7 separate regions of the Mus musculus genome follow, and all the other regions are linked to region 4. A link is a loop called in an ENCODE intact Hi-C map of the cell type or tissue named here. Cell type or tissue: heart. All regions are shown on one strand.

Region 1 (4,000 bases), 270 kb after region 4:
GACGCACCGCGGAGCAACCCGAGGCACGCCTAAGAGGAGCCCAGGACCCTTTTGCCCATTGCCGGCCGCGCCCTCCGGGTCGCTGCGCTCGCTCCGTGGTGCCAGCACCTTTTTTTGTTTGTTTGTTTCCCGGAGAGCCACAGAGGGCCGGGCTACCTGTTGCCAATAGAACCCCGGGTGAGGGCTATGGGGACACGGGCGTGGCGGGGACCTTGGCCTCCTTGTGCCCACGGTCCCCTCTGAGACCGGGAAAGGGGCGCGGCAGCCGGGCTACTGAAATGTCCCGCTCCTCTCCCGGGCAGCGCCGCAACGGTAACACAAACAGCGCTCCCGACACAATTAGGGCGAAGACGACCCCTACAAAGTTGTTGCGTAACACGGTTGGGAAACCAAGCTAGACCCGGTTGGTCTGTGTCCCCGACCACGTGGAGAGGTGGCGGCTGTCTCCGAGGACCTGAGAGTCCGCGGCCTCGGTGTCCCCGGCTGGGAAACCTACCCGCTTTCGGTGCTCGGGCTAGAGCAAGCCACGGAGGGCATTCCCCAAGCATCTTGAACTGGTAGTTCTCCTCTCCTTTCGGTTCTCAGTGAACACGCCAGCCAGCCCCCACCCCACCCCCCTTTCCCCAATTCCTGGGATGTACAAAAGACATAAGGAAATGGGAGACAGAGCATCTGGTGGCATGTTCTTAAGTCAGTCATCGGGTTGGCTATTGTAAAGGAACGTGGCAAACACTCCCCGCGTTTACAGACACGTAAGATTATAGCCGGCCTTGGCAAAGGGAGCCATATTCCTGACAGTGACGCACGCGCTTGCCCAAATACGGAATGTGGCAGGTGGCAAGGTCCTTGAGCTCGGACTGTGGGACCTGGGCTCGAATGATTCCCTCACTCAACCCCCTCCTTTCTCATTTTTCAAAGAAAGCAAACCCCAAAATAAAGAGTGAGTGTGCGGGACCCCCACCCGGAACATCTCACCAAGTGGATCTCTTTCCATTTACTCAAGACACACAGTAGTAACTCCACAAATAATCTCCGAGGCACATCCAGTGGTGATTTAAATGCCATTCACCGTTGGACTTTTGGACGCCTTCACAGGGCAATAATGATGGAGTCTAGCTGGTAAAATACCCCTTAACCAATAAAGCCCCCATAGCACAGATACGCAATAGAGGATAAATCTCCTTTCACGGGTGCTGATCAGTTCAGGGAACACCCCCTCCCCCCTTTACACTTTGTTTGTTTGGATTTTTTTTTGTTTTTTGTTTTGTTTTTTTCCGAAGAACTAACTACCTTGATGTAAACGAATCTTGATTTGGTTAATCGGTTCCACTTTTCTCGAATTTACTGATGTCATAGGATCCCTAAGTAGGTAGAATCGGGGAATAGCGTTTTCACAAAAAAAAAAAAAAAAAAAAAAAAAAAAAAAAAAAAAAAATTGAACTTGCCTGACTCACCCAAGGCTGACAGCGGAAGAACGGACTGCTGTGACCCACGAAGCTGTTCTTTATACTGAATTTTGAAATCTGATGCCTGTCTTCATTCCCGGGGGCAGTTTACATTGCGCCTCCACCACATTTATGCTTCCGTCATTGTCATCTAACTTGGAAATCAGAGGAAGTGTGAAAGATGTCTCTGATATCAACTTGGAAAACAACTCATTCGCGCCCCCTGGTGCTTAAAAACAGCTCAACAAGGTGATGGAGGCTCGGTCTCCAGGACCCGGGTGATGATGCGTCCGGTGTTACACCCTGGGGGTCCACCTAGTGGGCAAGTGCTTGCAATTAATTGAACTAGAAGAAAATTGAAACATAACCCTGGGGTGGGAGAATTTCCCCCAAGTCTCCAGTGTGCTGATTACTGAACAGGCTGTAAGTAGGGTCTCCCGAATAGGGAGATGGTGGAGGACTTTAATTGAAGTATGACTTTCAAACGAGTTTTTTGCGGAAGTGCTGGGGCTTGAACCCTGGACTGCTACGTGCTAAGCAAGTGCTTTATCGGTATCCTACCTTCGCAACCAAACTCAAAACGTTCTTACTCTAAGTGGCTGGTTTGTTTCAGAGCGGGAATTGGGTTTGGATGCAGGAGCCAAAGAGAGATGATCTAGACCAGAAAGCATTTAAGAATCGCTTTGTGTTTATACACTGCTGTAGCACACTTTGAGCAGCCAATATAAGAGGTGTAAGCTGAGAGCAGGTGGAGGATGTGGCTCTCTCTGAGAAAAATTTCAGGGCGTGTCCAGCTGGAGGGTCGAGAGTACGCTGATGTACGCAACCCGAGGGTTTTTTCTTTCACAGCGCCCGGCATCGAACTCAGGTCTAAGCCTGGTTACACGACTTCAGCCCAGTGTCCAGAAGCTCTTGGCTTGGGCCTTGATACATACACCTAGTATTTTATGGGGGTTCAGGAGGTGAGCCACCCTTGGACTCTGTCACGAAGAGAAAATGCCTTCACTGTTACAATACCAGATCAGGGGGACTGTGGCTCCAAGTTTTCAAAAGGTGACATTAAAAATACCTCGTGTGTGTGTTATGTATGTATATGAGTGTGAGAAATATCCTGCTTTTCGATGTTGGCAAGGAATTAATTTTCTTTAAAAGTGATGGCTTAGTGGAGAAAGGCACTTGCCACCAAGCCTGACACCTGAGTTTGAGCTCTGGTGGAAGGGGGTAACTGAGACATTAAAGCTGTCCCCATAACCTCCGTATGTGCACTATGGTGTAGGTTTGAGTGGACGCACACATACAACACATCATAAATAAAAGATAAATAAATGTAATGTATTTTAAAATAAATAAAACACTTTACTAATTGTAGCTCAGTTGGTAAAGTGCTTGCCTAGCATGCGCAGACGCCTGGGTCCAATTCCCAGAAGGAGATGAAACAGACTTGGTAGTACACGTCTGTCATCCGAGCACCCAGGAGGTGCAGGCAGCAGGATCAGACATTCAGTCATTTTCAGTTGTAACATCAGCCTCTGCCATGTGAGACTGTTTATGACTGATTGACTGGATAAATGGCTGAATGCATGAATGAATGAATGAATGAATGGTCAAATGACTGGCTGAAAGAATGAATGAATTGGTCTAGGACTTATCTGGATGGAATCTAGAGATGGAAAAATGAAGTCCTGTGGATATGGCTGGAAGGACAGTCACAGGCTAATGACAAGCCAAGCCTACAGCTCTCACTCTCTCTGCTCTGTATACCAGATGTCTGAATTTCTCTGTGGAAATGTTTCATTCGCTATGCACCCTTTGATGACCCCACCCCTTATTTGGTGGCCATGGCCAATGGGAGCACTCACTACCTACCACTGTACTGTGCTTATTGACCATCTAGTACCTCTTATTTGTCTTTAATTTTTAAAAGATTTATTTATTTTTATTTTATGCATGAGTGCATATTATTGTCTGCATGTATGTTCATGCACCACATGTGTGCCTGGTGCCTACAGAAGCCATAAGAGGACATTCAATCCCCTGGGACTGGAGTTACAGCTGCTTGTGAGCTGCCATGTGGGTCTGATAATTAAAACCCAGGTCCCCTGGAAGAGCAGTCAGTACCCTTAATTGGTAAGCCACTTCTTTAGCCCCATCTCATGTCTTTTTTTTTTTTTTTTTTTTTAAGACAGGGTTTCTCTGTGTAGTCTTGGCTGTCCTGGCATTAGCTCTGTAAACTGGCCTGGCCTTGAACTCACAGAGCTCTGCCTGCCTCTGCCTCCTGAGCGCTGGGCTTAAAAGTGGGCGGATGCTCCCACTGCTCTGCTCCATCCTGTATCTTTTAATTACAATCTGCAGAGCAGAAGAGCAGACAGCTCCTAGATTTCACAGTAGGGGCCGGCAGTCTAGGATGGGACTTCAGCTTTGACTTTTGGACTCCTTCATCCCACCAGGCATTGGCTCCTTTCAAGCTGGAGTAGGAAGTTTAGAGATCGCTGCTGTCCCCTAGCCCCACCCCCTCCTCTCCTGCCAGGCTCTTGCTGTGCAGTTCCTTCATCCAT
Region 2 (4,000 bases), 53 kb before region 4:
TCTGGTTCCCACACAAATAATCACCCAGGGGTCCTATCTCCTAACTGCCTGGTCTCTCAAAAACCCCAGGAACAGAGCCATCTCTGCACTCGGGGTGGGGGTGGGGTACACTTTGAAGAACAAAGATGAACATTATCGTCATTGTCAGCCTTCCCCAGAGGGACTAGGGGATCTCTGGAGACACACACAGAGATTGATACACACACACACACACACACACACACACACACACACACAGATAGACACACAGACACACATACACACACAGACACACATTCAGACACACACAGACACACATACAGACACACAGACACATACACAGACACACATACAGACACACAGACACACACAGATACACATGCAGACACATACAGACATACACAGACACTCATACAGATGCACAGACACACACAGAGACACATACAGACACATACACAGGCACACATAGAGACACAGAACAAACATAGAGACACATTCAGACACACACACAGACACAGAGACACACAAATAAACACACAGACACACATACAGACACACACAGACACATCCAGACATACATATAGACACACATACACACACAGACACACACAGACACACATACAGACACACACATATGTGTATGTGTGTGAGAGAAATGACAGAACAAGGAAAGGGGAAGAAGGGAGAACAAGGGAGACAACATTAATGATGTACACACAGATATACAGAAAGAGACGGAAGAGAGGGGACAAGCGCGATGTAGGGGAAACCCTGGGGAAGTTTTCCACAGCACCAGAAGACCCAAGCCGTTTTGTGAAGCCAGGCTCGGCTGGCTGTGCCCTGGTCTAGTGGAGACTTGTTCTAACTCTAAAGGGGCATTCCTCTGAGGAGTGGAAGCTGAGAGCCGAGGTGATGTCTCACAAAGTCCCAGCCGCTCTTGGCCATGCCAACAATTAGTGAGAGCAACTGGGCCCCCGTTCTCAGAGCCCCTCCCTCAGCTTGGAGAAAGCCATACGAATTTCCCTTTAACTGTCTAGTCAGCAACGGTTGTAACAGTGTGTGTGTGAGGGGGGGTGGGCATTAATGTGACAATGTCCTCAGGACTGCTCCAAGTGTCCCCATACCCTGCCCTAGTATCTGTCTGTCTGTTCACAGCCAGTCACCAGACTACCCAGCACCAGCTCTGAGCCCACACTCGAGAAGTACCTCGGCCACCAGTTCAGGGTGTTTTCTTGGCAATCCGTACTGTGAACCCCTCAGAAGGCATCACACAGCAGCAGGATTCCAAGTTCAATGCTCAGCCCTGGGTTCCCTGACTTGCACCAGGATTTCCAGGGCCCATCATATGAATCTCAGCCCTGGAATATGCCGTCCCTGTAACACCAACCCAGCCTTCGGCCAGCCCTCCTGCACGTGTCATGGGGTATACCTGGGGGATGGGTCACACAGATAAGGACATCCTGAAGTAGGGTAGGTCACACAGATGATCATGAAGCAATGTCCAGAAGGTGGCCGTTGGCTCTTCTGGTTCATATCTTTTAGCCCGGACCATGTTAAATAAACACAAGCATTACCAGGAGGTCAGAGGATATGGGAGGAAGAAGAGGAAGACAAGAGCAGGAAGGGAGGGTCTATCATATCACCAAGCCCCTAACACAAAGATGAACGTGCCTGGCCAGTGGGCCCCTCTCTATGCTGGACAAGACCCCCCTCTTATCAATCACCAACTCAGAAAGTCAGTGCAACTTTTGGGGATTCGCCTGTCAGTGCTACTCTTCATGTGTCCAGTAGGTGGCAGCAGATCCTCGGACAGGACTGCCACGGGGGCCACAGGCAGGAAAGAGCTGCTTCCTCCTTAACAAAGTACCTGTTTTAACAAGAGTCAGCGCTGCCAAGTGGATACACGGCAGGAATCACATTCCAGCAGGTGCAGAAATAATATACAAGGAAGCAATTTCTAATCTTGGACATCAAAGTACTGCTGAGTGGGAATTTAAACGGATCTCTTTATTTACTCTTTTAAAAATCTACTCGGAGCCTAGGTGGCGGGTGGCTCAGTCGACAGACAGCTTGCCTAGTGTGCTTTAGTCTGAGTACTGAGTAAAAGCGGGTGTGTTCGCTTGCTGCTCTGCTACATAATCAACGCAAGGCCTGACTGGACCCTGTCTCAAAAGGGGGTTGGGGAGGAGAGTCCACTTTGCACAAAATCATGTCTGCTAGTTTGACATCAAAATAGAGTCATCTTGGTGGCTTTGATTGGCAACGGTGGGGTGCAGACTAAGCGAGAAGCCTGTTGGTCTCTGCTCCAGTGTCTCTTGATTACTGGAACCTCGGGACCTTTCCCAGGAAGCCAGTGGTTTCAAGGACGACACGAATGCTCAGCCTTGCTAATGGCACTCAGATAACCTGGGATTTTGACCAAGGGAGAGCGGTTTGAAAACCAAACTGTGACTGACTCATGAGTTATTCCAGACTAGAAGATTCCTGCTTACAGCATCCGGGAGCCAGGGAGAAGCTATTCAAGCCCAGCCTGTGCTTTCCAGGCAAGGGCGTAGCATTGTGCACATTTGAGATGCTTTCGGATGGGCATAGGTGAAGACCCTGGCTCCAGGCTCTGCCCTGCCTCCACCTGGTCCTTCTCCCCGTCCCAGTACCTTCTCACGCCCAGGCATGCTAGCTGTGTTGAGAAAAACCGCAAGACAGGGACAGCTAATGTCTCTCCTTGATTTTGAGACATGAGTCAAAACCAACGATGAGCAATCCTCCTGACACAACCAAGAAAATATCTGAGAAATGCCAGAAAGATCGACAGGGCTTGGGTGGTGCAGAAATGTGTCTGTTTGCACAGGCTCTTCCTTTTGCTAACTGCGATCAGGGCCTAATGATGGTGCCAGGAGGGAGAAGGGGGCTAACCTGAGCACATTGCCAGGAAGCCAAGCTTACTATTCAGTGCTTTGAATAATCATGACTACCCCGGAGATTCTCCTTGGGACTTAGATATCCTGAATTAACATCATCTGTCTGGAGCTGTCTCTCTCGTGGCTCCCGGTTTGGGGGCAGTGGTCCATGAAGGGCCCATGGAGGGAAGAGAAGCTCAGTCACCAAGAGACAAAACAGATGGAGAATCCTGTTCCCATCGTGGGAAGATAAAGAAAGCACTGGCCCAGAGGCCGCCATGAGCTTCAAAGGCCCACCCCCACAACCTGATTCTCCCAGCTGGACCCCGCCTCCTCCTAAAAGCTCCATGTCCCCTCTCAACAGTACCACCACCTGGGATCAATACTGGGAATTCCCATGGGAGACATCCGAGATTAAAACCCTAGGGATCCCAGATCAGAGATCAAAGAGTGGACATGGGATGGTGCCACTCACTGGAATCCCTAGTGGCACGTTGGCAACATCTTTCTTTTTTCCCCATTCTTCTGACTGAATGCTCTGCTTGGCTTGAAATCTTAGTGCCAGAGGGAAGGAGATAGTTCCAGCACAGAGCAAGAACTCGGCTGCACGGAAGTGGATATGAAGACTTGATCTGACCCCTTTGGGATCCTTCATAATTCTGAGTTAAAAGTGAGTTACTGTCGGTGTCTGCTTTAATGTCCCAAGAGAAAATAAAGTAGGTTATCGCAAAGGAGGTGGTAAGGAGTCTGCCTGCAGCACAGGAGGACCCACAATGCATCGCAACATTACCATGCCTTGCACACAAAGTCAAGGACTACGGCGATGCACTATAATAAAATTATCTCTTATATTCTACAAGACTGGAACTTCTGCTGGACCTCACAGCCAGAGTTAATAATGCACCTTGAGGTCACTTAAGACTTAAGGCTGCTATCCTACTGTGGACTCAAACTGTTTGTTTAGTCTGCCTCTAAGAGAACACTGTAATAACCAAGCTTGCTTGCCTAGGATTTCCCATGTAATCAGCTTTTACAACCGAAGCTAATGCATAGCTGCAATCTTAAGTTATGCACTCTTCTATGCCCCCAACCTGGAACAAGGCATATGTATCATTTGCTTTAAA
Region 3 (4,000 bases), 180 kb after region 4:
AAGACTGGACAATCTATGCAGCAGTTTGGAACTCCTGGTCCTCTGGTGCTTAGAATGCAACTCAAGACAAGACATCTGCTCAAAGAAACACACAATGCCACCAGCCATAAAGGGCAGAGACCAGGACCCCAGTACCAAAGAAAGCTGGTGTACAAACGCTTTGACTACATCTTCGCTAGCTCTGGGATTCTGACCAGAAGTAGATGTGGGGAGGGGTGGTAGTCACAGAGCCTACAAGAGAGTGTTTCTGGAAGTTTCGACAGTAGCAGGTATCCATATGGCATTTTCAAAGGTCACTGTAGTGCCCTTGGCTCCCCCCCCCCCCAATCCCCTGCCCACTTCCCTTTCTTCTTCCTACCGCCTGATTTCTAACCCCATCCCTTGAAGCCCACACCACAGCCCTTTCCCCAGTATACTGACTTGTATGGGTATTCTAATCTAACACATATATCCACAATCTTACCCAGGATTGAAGCCTGAGAGCTCCAATAACAACCTGCCTGGCATAACGACTGGGGCATGGATGCTGCTGTAGTAAACAGCCACTCTCTGACTGGATGAAGCCGACCCCACAAGAGAATGCATGCCAGGTACTGCTCACTGGGCCTAAGACATATGGTCATAGTCCATAGGGGAGAGGCCCCTGCTGCTGCCCTGCTAAACGGCCTTAATAAAGAAGTGGCCCCTACACTCTGGTCGCTATATCCAAAGACCAGTACACCTCTCGGCCTTCCTCGGTGGAACTTCATTCTGCAGTAGGTGAAGATTAACAGAGAGACCCGCAGCTGGTCAATGTGTAGAGAATGAGACTCATAATAAGGCATCTATGTCGCAGCCCCAAAGCTCAGGAGTCACAGTGGAAAAAGTGGCAGAAAAACTGTAAGCCAGAGGTCACGGATGTCTGCGGCTAAACCCTGGCTGGACATGACAGGGACACTGCACACATGAGCACGGGTGGGGGAGGAGCAGTCCTTCAGGGATATGGGCTCTGAAAGCCTGTTGCAGTAGGTGGTCCTAGCTGTGCGCTTAAGTGGGGAGCACACATGAAGCTGAGAGGGAAAGAGGGGGATGGGGAGGAGTTGGAACATATTATATGCTGGCTGGAGAGATGGCTGACAGGTAAGAGCACACGCTGCTCCTCCTGGGAACCTGAGTTCAAGTCACAGCACCCTCATACCCTAGCAGGCGCTCTAGGTAACCTCAGGATTGCCCGCTGTAATCCACCCTTGCCCTTCCTTTTTCTGGTTTGCAGGTGAAATTCGCCAAATACCCTTGTACTATTAACCTTTCCTTGTTGGAGAAGTGACTGTCTGCTATTCCTCAGTGTGCTGGATGGCATTTTAATCCCTTGGGTCCTTTGAGACCCAAGCTCCCCTCGCTCAGTGGCCTGTGTGACAGCCCCTCCTCCCAAGCCTTCCAGACAATCAGCAGAGCAACTGTGGGAACTCGGTAACTTTCAGGAGCTTCGTAGACTTTACAAGAGGCCAAGAAATGAGCCTGTGCTGTTATGTATGAAATAGCCAGCCTCACTTCTACGCCCTGGCTTGCAGAAAACACTCTCTTTCATAAAATTTCTAGGAAGGGGTCATCTTTTTTTTTTTTTTATGACAAACTGACAATGAAATCTGTCCTATTAATATTTGTAAACTGTTCACTAGTGAATACTTTTAAAAATGTTTAGTGTGTGTGTGTATAGGGGGAGGGGGTGTATGGTCACAAGAGTGTAGTTGCCTGCAGAGGCCAGAGGTGTCTAAGCTCCCTGTAGCAGGAGTTATGGGTGATATGGTGCTGGCACTGATCTGAGGCTAAGGCAGACATCTGCACAGCCAGACCGTCACACACAAAACCAGACAAGTGAAATGTGTTGTCAGTTAGTGAGTATAACCCCCAACCACCAATGAAAGAAATGGGTAAGAAACAGGCTGACTGGATTAGCAAGGTACAATGACTGACCAGGAGTCTGGCTTGGGGGCAGGAGCAGAGACATTGACCTCAGACACAGAATCTGGTACAAACAGTAGTAACCTTTTCCAGTGATGATCAAACATTGTGGCATCATCAAAAAGTATTTTTTAAAAATCTGACGTTTAAGTTTTGAGGAATTAATGTTTCCAAAGGGAATACAACAAGTTTAACATTGTAACTTCTGAGAAACATAGAGCACAGTATGGCAACCAAACAGGGCAAGGGGAGAGTAACTGTGCCCACACTGTGCCTGGGACTTCCAAACAGTAACAGAAACCAGCATGGCAGAAAGCTGGCTATAGTGTTTCCTACTGAAAAAATTATTTAATTAGAACAGCTTAATCTAGTCAATATTTTACAATACTATAAATTCTAAAGCCATATGCCCTTGGAAAGGCAGACTATCGGTACAGAGGCCTGAGAGAACAGCCAGAGGGCAGCTGCAAATGCCTACAAAGGTCTTGAGGCAGGAAATGAAATGCCAGGGCCACGGCTACAGCGAGAAACCGTGACTCAGTGTGTTACGCAACAGTGGGATCAGATACTATTTTGAGTTTCATTCCAGGAAGTGAGCCAGGTATGACAAGGAAGATAATAATCCTTTTGAAATGCTCCTAAAAATATAATTAAAGCAATAATTAAAGAGTGGAGCTATTTTGAGAAGAAAAGGCACGGTGGGTGATGGACCTCAGAGCCCATAGCACACCCAGGCCCGGCGAGGCTGGAGTCAGCACTGTACTGGACGTGTTGTGCCTACTCTCTGCTCCTCAGGCAGAGGCTAATTGTAAGCCTCGAGAAAGGCCGACAATCTGATTGTGAGGAGGAGGCTGGTGCTGGTTATGTGACTTTCACCCTAGGTTCTGCTTAGAGGCCTGCATCCTGTGTCAGCCAGATGACTCGGTGGGTAAAGGTGCTTGCAGCCAGCGCTGAGTATCTAAGCTTCACTCTTGGGACCCACGTGGTGGAAGCAGAGAATTAACACCGTGACCCTCACACAAATGAAAAATAAACTGTAATTTTAAACAATTAAAAAAAAATCTAGTACTGTGCTACAAAACAGCAAAGTCATTAATTTAACAGAAAGGTCCATATATGTTATGATGAAAAATCTGAATATAAAAATCAAGAATAGAAATGAAATCGTTATTAACAAAATCACAATAAATCCCTAGTTATCTCTAGGTCCAGTTAGAATTGCACTTTTGACTAAGATGCTTTCTCCCTTTTCTCTAACTTCTGAAGAAACCACAAGAACAGAACACAGTGGTCCCTGAGCAAAGCTGGCAGGCTGGGTAGGCTCTGCTGGAGGCTGGCCCAGGACTGCCACACAGGGTGCTGCTGGATGCCAGCAGGCATGCCACAGAGAAACACCACCACCCTCAAGGGAGAGATGCCAGATCCAAGACTGAAAGTCTCAACCACCTTAGTCAAACCCCTATGACAACTAAATGCTAACACCAGGTTAAAATTCAAATAAAGTGAGGCAGCTTGGAAGGCTCTGGTGCTCCTCATGGAGGGGAATACTGTTAACAGCCACCTCCTGAGGGCCAGTTCTACCTCTACACACCTGCACACAGGACCCAACCCACACACCTGTACACAGGACCCATTCCCATACACCTGTACACAGGACCCATCCCACACAGCTGTACACAGGACCCATCCCACACAGCTGTACACAGGACCCATCCCACACAGCTGTACACAGGACCCATCCCACACAGCTGTACACAGGACCCATCCCACACAGCTGTACACAGGACCCATCCCACACAGCTGTACACAGGACCCATCCCACACAGCTGTACACAGGACCCATCCCACACACCTGTACACAGGACCCATCCCCACACACCTGTACACAGGACCCATCCCACACACCTGTACACAGGACCCATCCCACACACCTGTACACAGGACCCATCCTAGTTTCCAGGCTGTACTGGGACATAAAATAAGAGATTGCATTGATGTTTACCCTCGGAAGATGGAGGGGAAACTACCTGCTGACAAAATAAGCCAGAGGACATTCAGA
Region 4 (4,000 bases):
CAAATGTGAAAGAATCTATCCCAGGTGGACAGGGGTTGCCTTTGGTCTGTTGTACTCTGGCTACTGCTCCAAGCTTACTTCCAGTCTGTGGTCAATGCCAGGCCTCTGCTGGCCTTGCAAAAGACACGTTCCTGTAGTCTGAAGGTCTGGCCCTTAGGCCTGAAGGGAGGAGCATCTATTCCATCTAACCCCAAAGAAGGCAGACCTGGCGCCCCTGCCCATACAAAGTCACCGAGGCATCACACATTGAACCTGCAGTGAGCTATGTGTTACCTGTTTTAAAGTACCTACCTAAGAGGGGCGGCCAAAGGCATGCCTTCCTTTTCTGCTTCCATCTTGGGGTATGAGGTCTCCTGCTAAGGTGTTCTCTGCCTCTTCCAAAGCATGGCCGCCCCTCCTCTCCCACCTGACCTCAAGTGTAGCTGAAGATGTCCGAGGCAGCAGTGACAGAGAGAGGCATAGCAGCGTGCTGTCACCCAGGGCAGCCTATGGACACCCCTTAATCTTTTAGGGGCCTCAACTCCAAGCCAAGGTTCCATGCTACTGTCTTCACCCATGAATAGGATTCCAGTGGCTTTGAATCTGCTGTCTGTAGAGGATGTCTGGGAAACCTGACAGGGCTCAGCTGAGAGGGCCCAAGATCACAGAATTACAGAGAGGTAGGATATCTCAGTCTAGTGACTTCCAAAACACACCCAGGGGGAGAGGCCCTGCCCAGGCCGCCAACATTCAGACCCAGAACCTACCTTATTGCTACCTTATCAGTACCTGAAGATGTCTCTGTACCAAAGATCGCTTGTGTTGGCAACCTTCATGGTAAATACTGATTGTGTTGGAATTGTGTGTCCAGCTGGAGAGGGATCCCCCAGTGGATTTTATCCCTACAAGTATCCCTACAGGTTTTCACATCTTTCTGTCCTGCATCATGGGCACCTTGGGTCTCTCAGGAGTAAAGGTGGCTGGACTTCCTGATGGCCTCTGTCTGTCCGCACCTGCTATTCCTGCAGGCTCACCTCAGTTCCCCTGTTGTTTATCTCTGTCTCAGGGACTGATTCCCTTCTGTGAAGTTCTCTTTCAGACTGGAAAGCCACCCAGAATCCACTCCAGCCCCACTGCCCTTCCCTCCCCGAGGTCAGATTGCACTTTTGAGAATATTGTGGGTCATCTTTCTACTGTCTGATACAGGATTAATCCCTGTCTCCGGTTTACAACGGTCCCTCTCCAATCCCAGCCCATGCCTGTACAAGAACAATGTCAAGTCTGCCCATAACTTAAGTTTTTAAGGATTCCATCCCACACTGATCCGTGTGTGGATAATTATCAGCAGGGCCACAGGAAGGCTGTTGTCTTTTTGCCCCACACCAGGGGCTAGCAGGTCCCGGTCTCAGCCCACATAGGTATTTTGCCTGGCTGCCTCTATCTACCTCTAGGGAAGCTCTCTAGGAAGAGGCCTGTTAATAATTTACCCAGGATGCACTGCAGACCGGCAGGTGGCTGTAAGCGGCAACAAATGTCAGCCATGTGCCCTGAAGGCACAACTGCCTGCCAGGCAGAACTCCCTACCAAACAGCACGGACCTGGGGCCAGTCCACAGGAGTGTGCATGTGAGAGTTCTAACTTCCTGGCTGATGCTCATGGGGCATACTTTGCTCCCAAGGCTGTCCTCCAGCTCAGTAGGCCCGGGAATGTCTCTTAAGTCCTGTCATCCTGTCCTTTTCAGTTCTTTCCTTAGGCAGAGCCCTCTCTAAGTAGTAACAGCATCCTTCTTCCAGCTTTGCACTCATTTCAGAAACGGACACTAGGGGGCAGTCATCAGACATAGCACAGGCCACAGCTGGAGTCCTTTCTTTTTTGACTAGGGCACCGGGGTGACAACACTGAACATGAGCCCTTTACCACAGCCAGTAGGTTCTGTTGCCTGTTGCTGGCAGTCTTGATTCAAGCCAGGCTGGGAGAGAGCTTCCCACTCACGGGTCCCATCCCAGGCTCAGGGTTCACAGCCGCAGAGGGGAGTTAAGTGGGTTTAGGCAAACACACACAACTTGATTTCCACGTTGTCTTCTTCTGGCTCCTATGGGATGCAGCAAAAGAATGGTGTCTGGTTTCAGGGCCATAAAATGGTCCAGCTTAGGCTAACCCTGAGGAGGTAGGCAGGTTGTTTACTGAGGAGCCTCTTGGGCATTCTCTGAGGATGTCACTGGTAATCCACCTTCCCACACAGACGCAATGGCCCAGGACAGTGCTGCGGACATTGAGGGCCAGAACATTCAAGAATAGGACACAAGTCCTACAGAATGGCAAGTTAAAGAGAGACCTCCAATGAGGTTCAAAGGCAGCCTAGTGACATAGCCACTGGGTGACTGACTGCCTCCAGTCTGGTAGTTAGGACTTTCAGAAGCAGAGGACACTTGTGGAGAGAACAGTTAAGGATCCTACGACTGGGAATGGGGGTGAGGGTGGGGTATGGAAATGGCCCCTGAGGAGAGGGACCATGGCCAAATGATTCAAGGCTATGATCCCATATACATCATATACATACACAGGCCTAAGTCTCTAAAGGCAGAACTCTCCACAGGGTGACCAGGTTCTAATTATCATGCAGTCCCTGGGATGTCACCCTTGGTCCCCACTTCACTGCCTGCTCCTCAGACTGGAAAGTGCTGTCCCATTGAAGTCTGGCCAAGTTGGAAACATTCTCAAACCTCAGGCCCAGGTCACAGAAGCAGAGCGTGCTGACGGAGATGTGCGTTCGTGGCTATAGGAACACATGTCCTGTTTGCGGGTGTGGAGTGCCACTGTTGTGAATATATGTGCTGTGGGGCTGTGGGTATGTGTGCATACCTGATGTATGTGCAGGTAGTGAGTGGACCTGTCAGGGCTGTGACTGCCTGTGATGTGTATGTGCACGTGTGAGCTGTGTGTGCCTACAGGGTATAGTCACGGTCGTGAGTGAGTGGGTATATGTGTGGGGGTAAATTATGAGAGAGTGTACCTGCGAGTGTCTTCATGTACATGCGGCTGGCATGTGAGTATGTAGGCAGCAGCATATGAAAATAGGTACAGGCAAGGCTTCTGAGTTGGTAGTCTGGATGGGCTGCTGGTGTCATCGAATGCAGGCTGAAGATCCAGCCTGTGCACACCCAAGTGCAAGACAGGTGTGTCTTGCTTGTTGTCAAGCTGTGTCTTCTTCTTGTCCCTTTCCTCTGCTTCCTGCTGGAGTCAACACATCTGCTCCACAGAACCAGCAGCTCAGCTCCCTGTAACAAGACACACCTTCCTCCCCAGGACTTTGCAGAGCCACAGGAGAACCTGGCCTTATATGAGGGCCAAGGCTCAGGTCTGATGAGACAAAGCCAACACACACATACACATCATACACATATACATACAAATCACACATATACACATCACACATTCACATCATACACACACATACACATCATACACACACATACACATCATACATGCACACACATACACACACATATCCATCATACACATACATACCATACTCATCATTTACATACATGAACACATCATATACACATGTACACATTATACATACCCACATCATACACAAACACATACTCATCCACATACAAATACGCATCACACACACATCATAAGCACACACATACACACCCACATCTCTGAAAACCATGCCCACATACATGCACTCATACACTGCATACTCTTCTACCCACTCACATGCATGTTACACACAGACATCTCAGACATATGTTCATATTCCATGTACCATACACACACAGGACCACAGCACACACACACATGCCACTCCTCAATGTGATACCGAAGCTCCAAGGCCTTTCCTCATCTCCTCCTTGCTGGTCAATAAGATGCCTCCTCTGCCTTCAAGGAGGTAAGACAACACTACGGCTGGACTACCAATTTATGTCCAGCATCCAGCAGGGCAGGTTGCTTTTTGTTTATGGCACTACAGTACCCACCATGGGCCATAGACCCAAGGAAGGGATAAGGT
Region 5 (4,000 bases), 220 kb after region 4:
TGTGTGGCAGGGGTGGAGAAGACCTGCAAGCAAAGGACTCCCAGCTCACCAAGGTGAAGAGTCACATGGGAACAGGGTGGCTGCAGCCAGGAGACCAGGGGGAAGGGCTAAGAGAGGCCTCTGCAAGCCCAAAACGTGGCTCTCTGCAAGGATCTGGGCTGCAAATCACAAACACAGCCCTGACAATAGCTGCAAGCTTTGAGCCTACCCCAGTCACCAGCCTAAACCTCACCAAGGAAGCCTGGTGCTTCTTTGCCCCCAGAGGGTTCTCACCGTCCTGAAAGGCTGAGAGCGTCACATTGTGGACTCATCGCTCTGACAGAAGCACCAGGAGACTATTGATAGTGTAATGTCAAAATCCACTCCCACTCAGGCCACGATACCCACAGCAGCCCCTTCCCTCTCACAGACCATCACGCGCCCTGCTGAGAACAGATTTCTCACCAGAAGTGAGTTTACATCAAAGGAGATACTGATGGACGCGCGCGCGCACACACACACACACACACACACACACACAGACGATCCTGCTGAGAAACTACACCTATCCGTCCTCAAACATCTGTAAAAGACCACAACTCCTGCTTCATAAGGCCTGATTCCACTCTTCAGATCTCCCTCAATGTTGTCTGTCTCTGGAGCCAAGGCTTGAACTCTCCTGAGTCCCTGCCATGCTGTTTGCTGTCTGTCTGTCTGTCTGTCTGTCTGTCCATGGCAAGCCACTAGTAACTAAACCAGTGACAATCTGATTCAGTGTCCCTGTACCACCCACCTTTCAGAGACTCCATCTGCAGTACCCTGGCTCCCGCATCTTCCTCTGCACTACTTATAAGTTGGCTCAGACATAAAAAGAAAGCAAAGCCTGCACCGTCACTTCTGCCAATCCTCAAAAGGATGCTGGGTCAGTCGTTAGGCCAGGATGTCCTAATTACTGATATCTGCCTTCAAGATAAACATTACAGTTTATCGAAATATTAAATAATCTTCCAAGGGCTGTATCTTCCCCTGCAGTCCAATCGCATCCCAACTTAAAGACTTCCAGGAAGTTCTGTGTGAATGTGCGTACAAACACACACGAACACCCACTAAAGCATATACATACAGCTAACAACGCTCCCAACCCCTTCATAAGTAACACACCCCCGGAGCATATAACATAACTGAAACGCCAGCAAAACTAAGCTTACCCAAAAAGACTGGCATCCAAGGCTTTAATGATTCCAGGCCTCTAAGGCCCCAGCTTAGCTTCCTACAACTCTGTCACACCATACTTGTCTTCTGTCATTTCCCAAATAAATATCTCCATCATTTTGACCATTCCGCTGTCTCAGAAGGCTTGAACGTGCAAGAAACAAAATGACTCCGCATACTTCTGAGCGCCCTGCAGAGGCTGCTCAACCCTCAATACACAGTATCCTTCCCATCTCCACAACCACCTCATGGAGTGCCTATCATTCTGCTTGATATATTCGATGGGTGGAGCACAGGGAACTTTGCGTCAGAACTGTCAGTCTCGTGTTGCCTACAGAATGCCTTGGAGTAGACACTGTGGTTCAGCCCTGTGATCCCAGCACTCTTAAATCTGGGGATCTTAACTTCCAGGGCAGCCTAGGTTATAACAGTGAGAGATAAACCCTGCAGGCATTTCGGGGTTCTCAACAAGCCTTGAAGCAAGCGTCATCTGACCTTCAATACACAGGAGAGCTTCTAAAAAGACAGCCATACTGACTTATTTTCCACTTCTTAACAGATTCCAGCATCCAATAAATGGATGTCAAAATGCATTCAGTGGTCCTCTCTTCCTTCTTGGGCAATACGTTCTTCCACCTTCTCAATCACTATAGTTAAGCCGACACTGCAACTAAAGGAAACTCAATATTCCTCTGCATCTTACCTTTTCATAGCTTTCCACCCTTTGCCATGCACTAATATATCTGTCTCCTCCCACTGTAATCAGCCCAAGGGCAAGATGAATAGCCTCATTATTTACCCCCCACGGAGCTCAGCAAGGCAAAAAATTTAAAAAGCGTTCAAAATTCTTTAAGTGAAGTGCAACAGCCCCCCAAAACTAACTCTCCGAGATAATATGTGCAAAAGAATGCTTCTAATTTAAGCTTCTCTCGAGTAATAAAAAGGCATCCCCGCTGCAGCTCCTACAACTCTCGCACTGACGCCTGGGGTAGCAGGGAGCTATTACACAGCAAGAAGCAACCCTGGCCCTGTACTACACGCTCCGCATTGACCTTGGCTGGAGAGACCCCAGGCGCGAGCATCATCACTGAGCAGGCTGAACCCGGAAGGCCACCGTACCCTCGGGGACGCAGTGACAGCCGGGGCAGACCTCCGCGGCCTCGCCCGCGCTTGCCTGCAGCTCACCTCGGTTCTCCTCCTCCAGGTGCCGCACGCGCAACTCATCCTCCGTCTTCACCTCCGAGCTGTAGCCCCTCCTCGGGGCGGTACCCCTAGCCCAGGCCGCGGGGCCGAGCCGCGCGCAGCACGCGGCCACCAGGCGGACGCCAACCGTTCTCAAGGCGCCCAGAGCGCCTGGAGCCGCCGCCGCCATGTTGTATGTTTACAGCGGGCGCCCGCGGCCAGGCTCCGCCCCCCGCTTGGAGCCGCGCACGCACACGACAGGCGTCGGTCGCTTTGGCCCCGCCCCTCGTTGTCTGGCCCCTCCCAGGCACTCTTTACCTCGGCCGCCCGGGTAGCATTAATGTTTTGCCAGCTCAGAGAAGGAGAGGCATCTTTAAAGTGTGGAAACGCTTAAATGAAGAGGACAAGAGGGTCTTGCCTCCATGCACTTGGTCCATAGTAGGCTTGTGACTGACCATCCCGGAAGGAAGGAAGATACTCGAAAGACAGACCCTTGTTCCCCTCCTCTGTGTATCATCAGATTGTTAAAATCCACAAGGTCTTTAACAGTGGGGACTCCCACCTGGCGGTGGTGGCACACACCTTTAGTCCCAGCACTTGGGAGGCAGAGGCCAGCCTGGTCTGACAGAGACAGAGAAACCCTGTCTCAAAAAGAAAAAAAAAAAAAAAAAAACAGTGGGGACTCCCTCCTCTCTTCCCTGAATCCCAGGTGAAGATGGGGAAGTTTAGGACCAGTCAGAGGAGGAACTTATCTTTAGACAGAAGCCTCACACAAGTTGAAGTAGAGAACCAAAATCATGCATAGCCAGGCCCAAGTTAATGTGTGGTCCCTTTCATCTTTGACCCAGCACTATCTGTGAGAAATTTAAGCTTTTCCTTCTCCACTGGGGGGGGGGGCGGGGGGGGGGTTGGGAGTGGAGGTTTTCCAGTTCCCTGAGGAGCGAGCCTTCCTAGTCTGAATCTAAAGGAAGAGATAGAATGTCTCCTTAGAGTATTCCCTGTCCTTCCAGACAAGCAAATTACACTCTGGCCATATAAATTCCGGTATAAGGACTAGAGAGATGGCTCAGTGGTAAAGAGCACTTGCTGCTCTTCCGGAGGACCCCCAAGTTCAATTCCCCACACCTGCATGGCAGCACAAAGTTGTCTGTAAATCAAGTTCCAGAGGATCTGGCACCCTCACGCAAACAAGCAGGCAGACCACTAAAGCCCAGAAAAAGAAATCACTATTTTAAAAAGAAAGAAAAAGAGATTCTGTATAATTACCTTCAACGTCCGAAGCACATGTCCCTTCGGTGTTCTGCCTGCTGGCTTTGGTCCAAACGGAAGAGAGCCAGTGGAATCCTGAGTGTCTGCTCGCTGGGGAGGTTGTTGCTCTTGAAAGTTACATTGTGTCTTTTTTTCTAATCGCAATGTTCCTTTCGCTAAGCGTTGAGATTGTTACTGTTACTGTTTCTCCAACTTAGTTTTGAAATTTCTAGGCAGAAAGGAGGTGTCGGGGTAAAAGGGAGGCCAACTAGTGGGAGAGATAGGGGTGGGGGGAGAAGGGAGGAGAAAGGAGCAAGAGGAAGAGGGAGTAGGGAGAGAGAGCACTTGATTAAGGATGAAAGCCAGCCAGCATGGTGGC
Region 6 (4,000 bases), 120 kb after region 4:
TCATCCCCATGACTAGGGCATTAAGAACCGGATACAAGATTGGACATGGAGATGCACACCTTTCATCCCAGCATTTGAGAAGCGGAGGTGAGTTGATCTCTGTAATTTCAAAGCTAGCCAGAGCTACACAATAAAATCCTGTCCCAGGTTGGGTGGAGGGGGGAGGGGGGCTGGTCACGGCATCCAGCATGACCGGGGTGGAGAGATGAGGCATGTCAGCCATGATGAAAAGAGCCCAGATGGTGGTGAACACAGATGGGGTCCCTTCTTGAGCAGTGTGGTTCTCGGGCTTGACACTTGTCCCAGTGATGGATCGGTGAGGTGTAAGGCCAGGTTACTCTGGGCTTCACAGCAGAGGCCAACTAACCCTTGGTGTCCACACATCTCTCGGAGTACTCTGCTGTCTGTGAGCACCAAGGTCCTACACACAGACACCTAACTCAGCTTCCACTCCTGACCCAGTTTCTTTAACTAGAACTGGATAACATACTTTTCCTGAGGGATTTGTTTAACACTAGAGTGAGAAGAACATGGGCAGTATACGGGGCCGGGAGTATCAGCTCTGACGCCTGCCTGCCTGTCACCATCCGATAAGCACACCTCCTTTATCTCCCCAAGTCATGAGATCAGGGCAAAGGACATGCTTCCCTGTGTAGACAGCACACCCAGCAAAGCTTTGGTGCGGTTATGTCATCTGGCTGCCGGCAAGCACAAAAGTGCTGAGTCGCCAGTTCTGGGATCAATCCCTGACTTGTTGGGACAATGTGCTGGTCTCCCCTGGGTACCATAGGAGGCTAGAGTGAGCCCTTGACTGAATGTCACGGAGAGTCACACAGGGCCTGAAAATCACCAGGTAGGTTCCTAATTCAGTCCTCTGAACGACAATGTGCCACCCTAGCCTATCAACATACCCTTAAACACGTAAACATACTCTACAGGCATGTCAACATACCCTTATGGCACCACATCAACACTTGTATTTTGTGGTGCCGGGAGTTGATCCCAGGGCTGCACGTGTGCTCAGGCCTGCCTCCACCACTTGGCCACACTGTCAGCCCAATGCCATTTTTTTATGTTAGGGTTTTACAAAGAACAACCATGCTGGCTCCTATGAGCAGTTGTCCCCAGAGATCTGTCACTTGCCAAGGAAGGGCCACCTTCCTATCCACCTTCTCAAAATGTGAACAAGCGAGAGACAGGGTGGTGCATCCATAGTGTCTGTGTGCACTCTCTTTGGATTCCTCAATCTTCCCTACCAGGCCCTGGCTTTCCTGTTGCCCTGAACATTTAGAAAACGGTCACCAACCGCCAACTGTCTGAGGCTCAAGTGCTGTCCTCCGGCAGGGAGGGGAGGCGGGCTTTGAACGTTCCAGAAGGGAGAGCTGGGACAAGACGGAGCTGGGTGTCTGTAGGAATTTTAGGGCTTGAAACACAGATATTTTGAGTACAGGATTTACGTGACTCTCCTTGTTCCCTAATCGCAATCTGCACCCTGCTTCATTAGTATAAAATAGCTCTTATTTGTTTAGATTATCAACTAGCAACTTTCACGCATTTTCATTTTGTGACACGTGTACCATGGTTATTTTTAACATAGTATGAAAAAAAAATAATCTCAACTGGCTTTTCGATAAAGCCCAATAACCAGACATACTCGTCAGTTAATATTTAACTAGGTCAGGTAGACAAATAATGGACTTATTATTTTAAAATGTCAGCCTGTCAGGATCTTTGGACTCCAAATGAGAGTCAGTGGAGGTCATGCCATCCAAGTGGACATGAAGGTCAAGCAAAGGAGAGGGCCACAGCCAGCACAAACAAGCTATCTGAAAGGGTGTGTTTCCTCCAAGCCCTGGATCCAAGAACCGACACCCCCACCGCTGAAAAGCATCCTTCCCATTGCTGCTGGGGAAATGACCCTGCCGGACAAGCTGTATTTGATAAAGGGGTAAGTCTTGGTTGGTGGAGAAAACAGATCTTTCAGTGTAGAAAACAAAAATCTGAGATGATCCTTGAAATCAAAGAGATAACCACAAAAAAATCTATAACTTTTTTTTTTTTGGTATTTATTTTGTGCTGGAGATTTGGCTCAGGGGTGACAAGCATTTGCTGCTCTTGTGGAGTTCAATTCCCAGCACCCACATTGGGTCGGTCACAACTGCCTGTAAACCAGGCTCCAGGGAGCGCCAATGTCTCTACAGGCACTGACACCTGTACATAACCCTCACTCATCCACATATGCACAATCACACACACACACACACACACACACACACACACACACACACACAAAATGGGACTGACATGAAAATCCACGCCTTTAGCCCCATCACTAGGGAGGCAGAGGCAGGCAAATTCTGTAAAATTCGGGGCCAGTCTGATCTACACAGGGAACTTTAAGACAGCCAGAGCTACATTGTGAAACCCTGTCTAAATCATGTACTATTTATGTGTCTGCATGCATGGATGAGCATGTGTGCAGGTGCCCACAGTGGCCAGTAGGGGGCACCGAACCCACTGGAGCTGGAATCAGAGGCAGCTGTGAGCCACCTCATTCGAGGTGCTGGACACCAGGCTTGGGTCCTCTGCAGGAACTTTTAACTGGGAGGCAGAGCAAGGCTGGCCTTTAAAGCATGATTCTCCTGCCTGTGCTTCTCAAGTGCTAGAAGTATGAGTGTTCCAGCAGTCACTAGGGGCCTCTGTGGTCTGTAGGTTTCCTCCATCAGAACCAGCAGGTCTCCTGCTGAGATGAAGTGAAATGCTTTGTTTGCTTTTGCCTCTTGGAGGGTAACTGCCTTCTTTAGCCCACACATACAGACCTAGCCACCAGTTTCGGCTACTTCAAGTGCTAGGGCTGTAGTTGGATTGGTGGTATTCTTGCCTGGCATACATGAAGCCCTGGGACTCAGCCCCAATGCTACAGAAAACCAGGTATGGTGCATGCTTGCAATTCCAGCACCTAGAGGTGGGGACAGGAATATCACAAGTTTAAGGCCATCCTTGACTACACAGCCAACTTGGAAGCCAGCCTGGGCCACACGAGGCTGTTTCAAAACAGAAAAATACAACAAAAAGAACAGATGTGACCATGACTGTACACAGATACTCCATGCTGGGTGGCAAGGTCTATGAGTCCAAGCCAGCCCTCCACAATGGCTGGCCTCGGGGGTGGCAGCAAAAGAAAACCCAGGGAAGGCAAACCCACCAAGGACCAGCACCTGATCCTGCTGCCTCCCTGTCTTAAGTTGCTATAGGACTTTGCTCTCCGCTTCACAACTTGTTAGGAAACCAAGTGGTGACCAATCATCAACTGCTGACCTGGTCCCCAAATCCTCATCCTCTTCCATTACCAGTACCATTTCCAGCTCAGTTAGAATAACTGTGAGATGTTCAGCGTGTCGTGGACAGACAGGACATGACCCTGGGAAGTCTAAAGGACAGTCACCCCCCTGGCCAAGGTTTCAGGCTGAAGATCAAGGGTGTGGCAGTCTGACATCAGATGGTGGGGGTGGGGGGGGGTCAGCTGGTTAGCTGGGCTAGCAGATAGACGGATAGACATTCTGATCTGCAGCTCAGTGGCAGAGGTGGTGGCTGGTGCCATTGTTCTCTCTTGAGAAATTTAAGAATCACATCGGTGCACTCCCAAACAGCAGAGCAGGCTCAGGGTGAGGATGTGAGGGCAGGGCAGCAGGGAGGGGCATGCAGGATGCATGTGTGTGGTAGGAGGGAAGGGAATGCAGGATGCATGTGTGTGGCGGGACAGGAAGCCCACTGCAGTCTTCAGCAAGCATCAAGCTCTGTGAAAGCACAGCCAGGCCCAGCCCGGGACACCTCTGCCGAAGACACTGTGGCTTGAAGCCAAGCAGAACCACTGATGGGCTGACCCTTCACCCCTGTTCTGGGACCGTGTCACATGGTTCCTCGGCAGGGTCAGCAAAGAGACTTTACTCTGAAATCTGTTCTGAAATGTTGGGCAAGGGGCAAGACGCGGATTCTCAAA
Region 7 (4,000 bases), 110 kb after region 4:
CTCTGCTTCCTTTGTGTCCTCAGAGATGTCATTCTGCCCAGGCCAGGAGTGTGTGCACCTATGCGTGCAGCACACATGGCCACTTCCTTTAATTTGATAGAACATGGGGGTGGGGCAGGGGTTAGAACAGGGGAAAAAAATCAAAGTCACATGAAAACAGAATCTGATGTCCTATAGGAGAGCATTCTGCTTTGAGAACGTCACTGGCCGGGGCTTCTCTATGCACATAGAGTCCAGTGCATTCCCTGGGTTCAGGTGCATGCTACAGGACTCAGCTTAGGCACCTACAAGCCACTCAACTCCCTTCCAGTTTAAGAAAGCCTGGGCCACCCTCTTTCACTTGAAGGCACAGAGCTAACTAAGAGGCAGGGGAGCTTGGGATGGTCACAGTTTAGCCTTCAAAGGGGACCAAATCTGGGCACTAGGTGTGCCTAGTCCCCACTCGGGAGAGCCACTCCTGAGTCCCATATTCGAGAGGCCCGTCTCCAAGAAGAGGAGGTCACGGCTCAGCTTTTCCTTCTTACAGCCCCTTCAGCATGCTGAGATCATGTCACAGAGAACCCTGTTCACACACTAGGCCGAGGACCCCTGCCCTCCGTTCCTGTCACACATCATCCTGACTGCTGCAAAATCTGCAACAAGTTGAGATGTCTCTCGGTGTTGCTGGAGAACGGGCTTTACCATGTCTGTAGGTATAGAAATCATTGCGTGCGAGCTCCTTGCATGTGCAGCCTGTGCGGAGCCTCCTGGAGGCCGTAACTCATATTCGGATGGCCTGTAGTACTTCAGAGGGTATGAATGCTGAGCAAACAGATGCTCTATTCTATCTAAGGAAGACGTGATGGGCCAAGTCTACAGTGTTGCTATAGGTAGAACCATTTTCAACCCAAGACTGATTGGTTCCTGGAATCTGAAGAGCGGGATGGTACCACCTTTCGGAGAAAGCTGAGCACTTTGGCATCCCCTCCAAATCCAGCATGTTGCCCCATGGCAACTCAATGTATTGAACTCACTCGCCTAGGGCCCCACCCACTCGGCTGAGGTCGCCTCTCGCTTCGGTGTGCCCAGCATCTCCAAATCTAGCTTCTTGCTCAACATGATGCTCTGTGAAGATGCTCCAGGCTCTGTCAACCTCTCCTTGCCCAAGGACCCTAAGGTTGGGCTGTCCTGGGCTAGCAGAGTTCAGGTTCCAGAACTCACAGAACACCTGAGTAAAGGAGGCTGGATGCTTGCCCACACTCCCATGGTCCAGATGCTCAGCCAGCTCACTCGCAGTGGCGAGCAGTTGCTCCTTGGTATTTGGCAAGGCTGGGCTTCACAACTGAGTATCTCCAGAACAGATGGTAATTTGTTGACACCCAACGACGTAAGGGGACTCAATTACAGTCCCACTAAAAAAAGCTTTCTCTAAAATAAGAAAGTACACAGATTCCTCAACTTGTGGAAATCGCTGACAGCTTTGTTCCCTGCCCCCTCCCCCGCCCCTTCCAGGAGTAAAAAAGAAGCTGACAGCTTATTCTTGCAGGCTCTGCTCATTCAAGTCTATTTTAAGATAATTTTCCTAAGTCAGTACACCAGAATAGCATTCGATGTGAAAAATCACCATCTGTTTGGAACACAGGGCAGGGTCTCAAAGGGTCTGCGCTAGCAACCCTTGACCTTCGCAAGGTTTCAGTCCCTTGGGATAAGAACAATTTTGTGTTTGGGGGGCTCCAAAGTTAGTGCTGAAGGAATTACATTAAAACATGGCATTGAAAATTGCCATTAACTATCAATGTATGCTATTTATAAACTGAAACACACACACACAGACACACACACAGACAAGCAAGCAAGAAAATGCCCTTGGCCTTTTAAAAAGCTGTCCAAACAATCCCTTGTATTTAAATAGTTTTCTTGTAAAAAGGCCATCCAACCTTATCTGGGTTGTTCAGATAAAAATTAACCTATGGAAAGGAAAGCCTACTCAGAAAGCTATAAAAAGGCTCTTGCTCCACTCTATTTTTCCGGTGACCGGGGCCCCTCCCTCCCTCTCTGGCCCCTGTGGTGACTCATGCTCTTCTCTGGAAAGGCAGCAGGGCCTGAAACACAGCAGGAGGGCAGCAATCTGACATATGGGTAACATTAGAAGAATCAGACTGTCCCCCTGAGAGGTGGGGCTCTTCAGGCTGGGGGCAGGTAGCATGCGGGTGAGAGGGCATGGTAGGGGGTGGGACATCTCAGTGCCTGGCAGGCCTGCCCATCTGGCCACAGGTCTAGGTCATTTTTAGCTTCCACTAAACTTACCTCTGTCCACCTCTTGAAAAACCTGCATCTATGATGCCGTGTTTCTCCTCCAGGTTAGAAAGCTAACACACACAAGACTGTATATATACTAAATTGCTGCTGCTGCTGGGCATTTAAGACTTTACAGCCCAGATAATAAACCCATCCCTGCGAGTGGCTCCTTAGGCAACAAGGACATGACACTGGTGTCTCGAAACCCTGGAGTTTGCCACCACCAGGCAATCACTGGCCTCCCGTGCCATCTCCAGAACCCCTCCTGTTAGTCATGTGATTACAAGATCCCTTGAGCAAGGAACCACCATGCTGGAGCCTCTAGTTGTTGTGTTGGCCCTGTTTTCCAAAACAGTTGTGAAGGGAAATTATGCACACTCTCAGTACACAATTCACACCTGTGTGGGCACACACGTGCCATACATTCCACACGCTCCAAACACACATATGCAAACATGTACACATCACATACACACACCACTCAAAACACACAACACATCACTTACACACACACACACCACTCACACGCACACATACATGAGCATGCACACACCCATCATTATCACATGTACACATTATATACACATAACACACACACATGCACACATCCATGAGCATGCACACACCCATCATATAACACACACATGCATGCACGCACCACACATGCATGCACCCTTCTTGGGGAAGCCAGGACAAGAGTCATTCTCAGGTGAAAGCCCAAGGGCTTTGGGGTCCTCTGTGGAGCTTGTCTTTGCCAAAAGCACATGACTTCTCGAGTGGGCTTTCGTTCCTGGAAGCAGCTTGATATTTGTCACTGGTCTTTCAGAGCAGCCAGTTCATAGGTCACTGTGGGTGCACATAGTCAGCCTCAGCTAAGGATATTTGCTGTCCTCACTCTCCAGCCAAACATTTCAGCTATGAGAAGCCAGAATGCAACTCTCTAGAGGGTGGTTCAAAAGTCAGTGTGTAACCCCATTACTAGCTGTCAGTGGGGCCAGGTCAACGTACCAGGCAGGTAGGAACCCTCGGTGTTCACTTGCTGTGAAGCTGAGAGAAGTGGGCAACCCTCTGGAGGAGGCAGGAAGCAGCCAGGGCCTTTGGGATTGCAGGGTCTTGCTTCTCCACCTGCAAACCCCACCCAGCCTTGGCCAGAGCAAGCCAAAGAACCAATCCGATTAGCACAAAGCATGTTCTTCGAGGTAAGACACCGCCTCTGGAAAGGGGACGTGGGCACTTCCCACATCACATAGCTTTAGGGTATGCAAACAGTTCAGAAGAAAGGAAGCCTTGAGTTCTCTTCCTCAGAAGTTTATTTAGGAAACAGGCCATGGTATTAGCAGAAGTTCACTTGCTGGGTCAGATCATCTTGCCCTGAAAGTCCCAGAACTTCTCTCCAGGCTCCCCTTCTCCCCCCCATCCCCCCCCCACACACACACAAAGAGCTTATAATAAGTAACACTGACATTGGAGAGAACACATAAAACTGCCTACAGCCAGGTAAATCAGAACTTTGCAAAAACTCTGGAACCACTCTTGAACCACCGGGAGACAGCGAGTGTGTGTGTCAGACAGCGAGTGTGTGTGTCAAAGACTTTTCTCTTGGTAGCAACAGGAATGATACCAGACAAGTCAAGGGCTTCCCTGGGGTTCGAAAGCTGCCCACTGGAGAACTTGAACACACTGATCACAGAGGTGAACAGAGAAATGCGTGTATCACTCAGAG

What was found. A loop is a pair of places that touch in the nucleus more often than their neighbours do. Peaks named below come from ENCODE experiments on the same cell type or tissue, not always from the same donor. Only the 100,000 strongest peaks of a DNase experiment are listed, where the experiment ranks them.
Region 1: it touches region 4 in a loop (9-fold over the local background); 40 of 42 quality-filtered maps call a loop at or near these places.
Region 2: it touches region 4 in a loop (2.3-fold over the local background); 12 of 42 quality-filtered maps call a loop at or near these places.
Region 3: it touches region 4 in a loop (2.7-fold over the local background); 3 of 42 quality-filtered maps call a loop at or near these places.
Region 5: it touches region 4 in a loop (2.8-fold over the local background); 5 of 42 quality-filtered maps call a loop at or near these places.
Region 6: it touches region 4 in a loop (2.8-fold over the local background); 4 of 42 quality-filtered maps call a loop at or near these places.
Region 7: a loop joins it to region 4, with 2.0 times the contacts of the local background. A loop is called at or near these places in 8 of 42 quality-filtered maps.

Annotation. Positions count from the first base shown.
Region 1 is chr13:52,981,312-52,985,311 of GRCm38, forward strand. It overlaps a transcript of Nfil3 not described here. Among named protein-coding and RNA genes, the nearest start is that of Nfil3, 2.3 kb to the left of the region's middle. In heart, a CTCF peak has its summit at 1,697 (motif pointing left); DNase peaks (open chromatin) are centred at 770 and 1,680; H3K4me3 peaks cover 1,885 bases; H3K27ac peaks cover 1,207 bases.
Region 2 is chr13:52,656,859-52,660,858 of GRCm38, forward strand. No RefSeq gene overlaps it. Among named protein-coding and RNA genes, the nearest start is that of Syk, 62 kb to the left of the region's middle. In heart, a CTCF peak has its summit at 1,760 (motif pointing right); no DNase peak of the experiment used is centred here; H3K27me3 peaks cover 1,090 bases.
Region 3 is chr13:52,889,692-52,893,691 of GRCm38, forward strand. The region is part of intron 4 of Auh (AU RNA binding protein/enoyl-coenzyme A hydratase); the gene reads right to left. Among named protein-coding and RNA genes, the nearest start is that of Auh, 38 kb to the right of the region's middle. In heart, a CTCF peak has its summit at 2,382; DNase peaks (open chromatin) are centred at 2,460 and 3,280.
Region 4 is chr13:52,710,351-52,714,350 of GRCm38, forward strand. No RefSeq gene overlaps it. Among named protein-coding and RNA genes, the nearest start is that of BB123696, 45 kb to the right of the region's middle. In heart, a CTCF peak has its summit at 1,799 (motif pointing right); a DNase peak (open chromatin) is centred at 1,821; H3K27ac peaks cover 485 bases; H3K27me3 peaks cover 2,101 bases.
Region 5 is chr13:52,927,079-52,931,078 of GRCm38, forward strand. It overlaps Auh (AU RNA binding protein/enoyl-coenzyme A hydratase), which reads right to left and starts at 2,599. Exons shown (of 10, transcript NM_016709.2): 1 at 2,377-2,599. The coding sequence starts at 2,563. In heart, a CTCF peak has its summit at 2,466; DNase peaks (open chromatin) are centred at 2,403 and 2,493; H3K4me3 peaks cover 1,809 bases; H3K27ac peaks cover 1,745 bases.
Region 6 is chr13:52,830,914-52,834,913 of GRCm38, forward strand. It overlaps Gm33315 (a long non-coding RNA gene), which reads left to right. Exons shown (of 5, transcript XR_003950688.1): 1 at 1-87; 2 at 1,719-1,948. Among named protein-coding and RNA genes, the nearest start is that of Gm33315, 3.6 kb to the left of the region's middle. In heart, a CTCF peak has its summit at 2,501 (motif pointing right); no DNase peak of the experiment used is centred here; H3K27ac peaks cover 1,244 bases.
Region 7 is chr13:52,816,904-52,820,903 of GRCm38, forward strand. No RefSeq gene overlaps it. Among named protein-coding and RNA genes, the nearest start is that of Gm33315, 10 kb to the right of the region's middle. In heart, no CTCF peak of the experiment used is centred here; a DNase peak (open chromatin) is centred at 2,068; H3K27ac peaks cover 3,477 bases.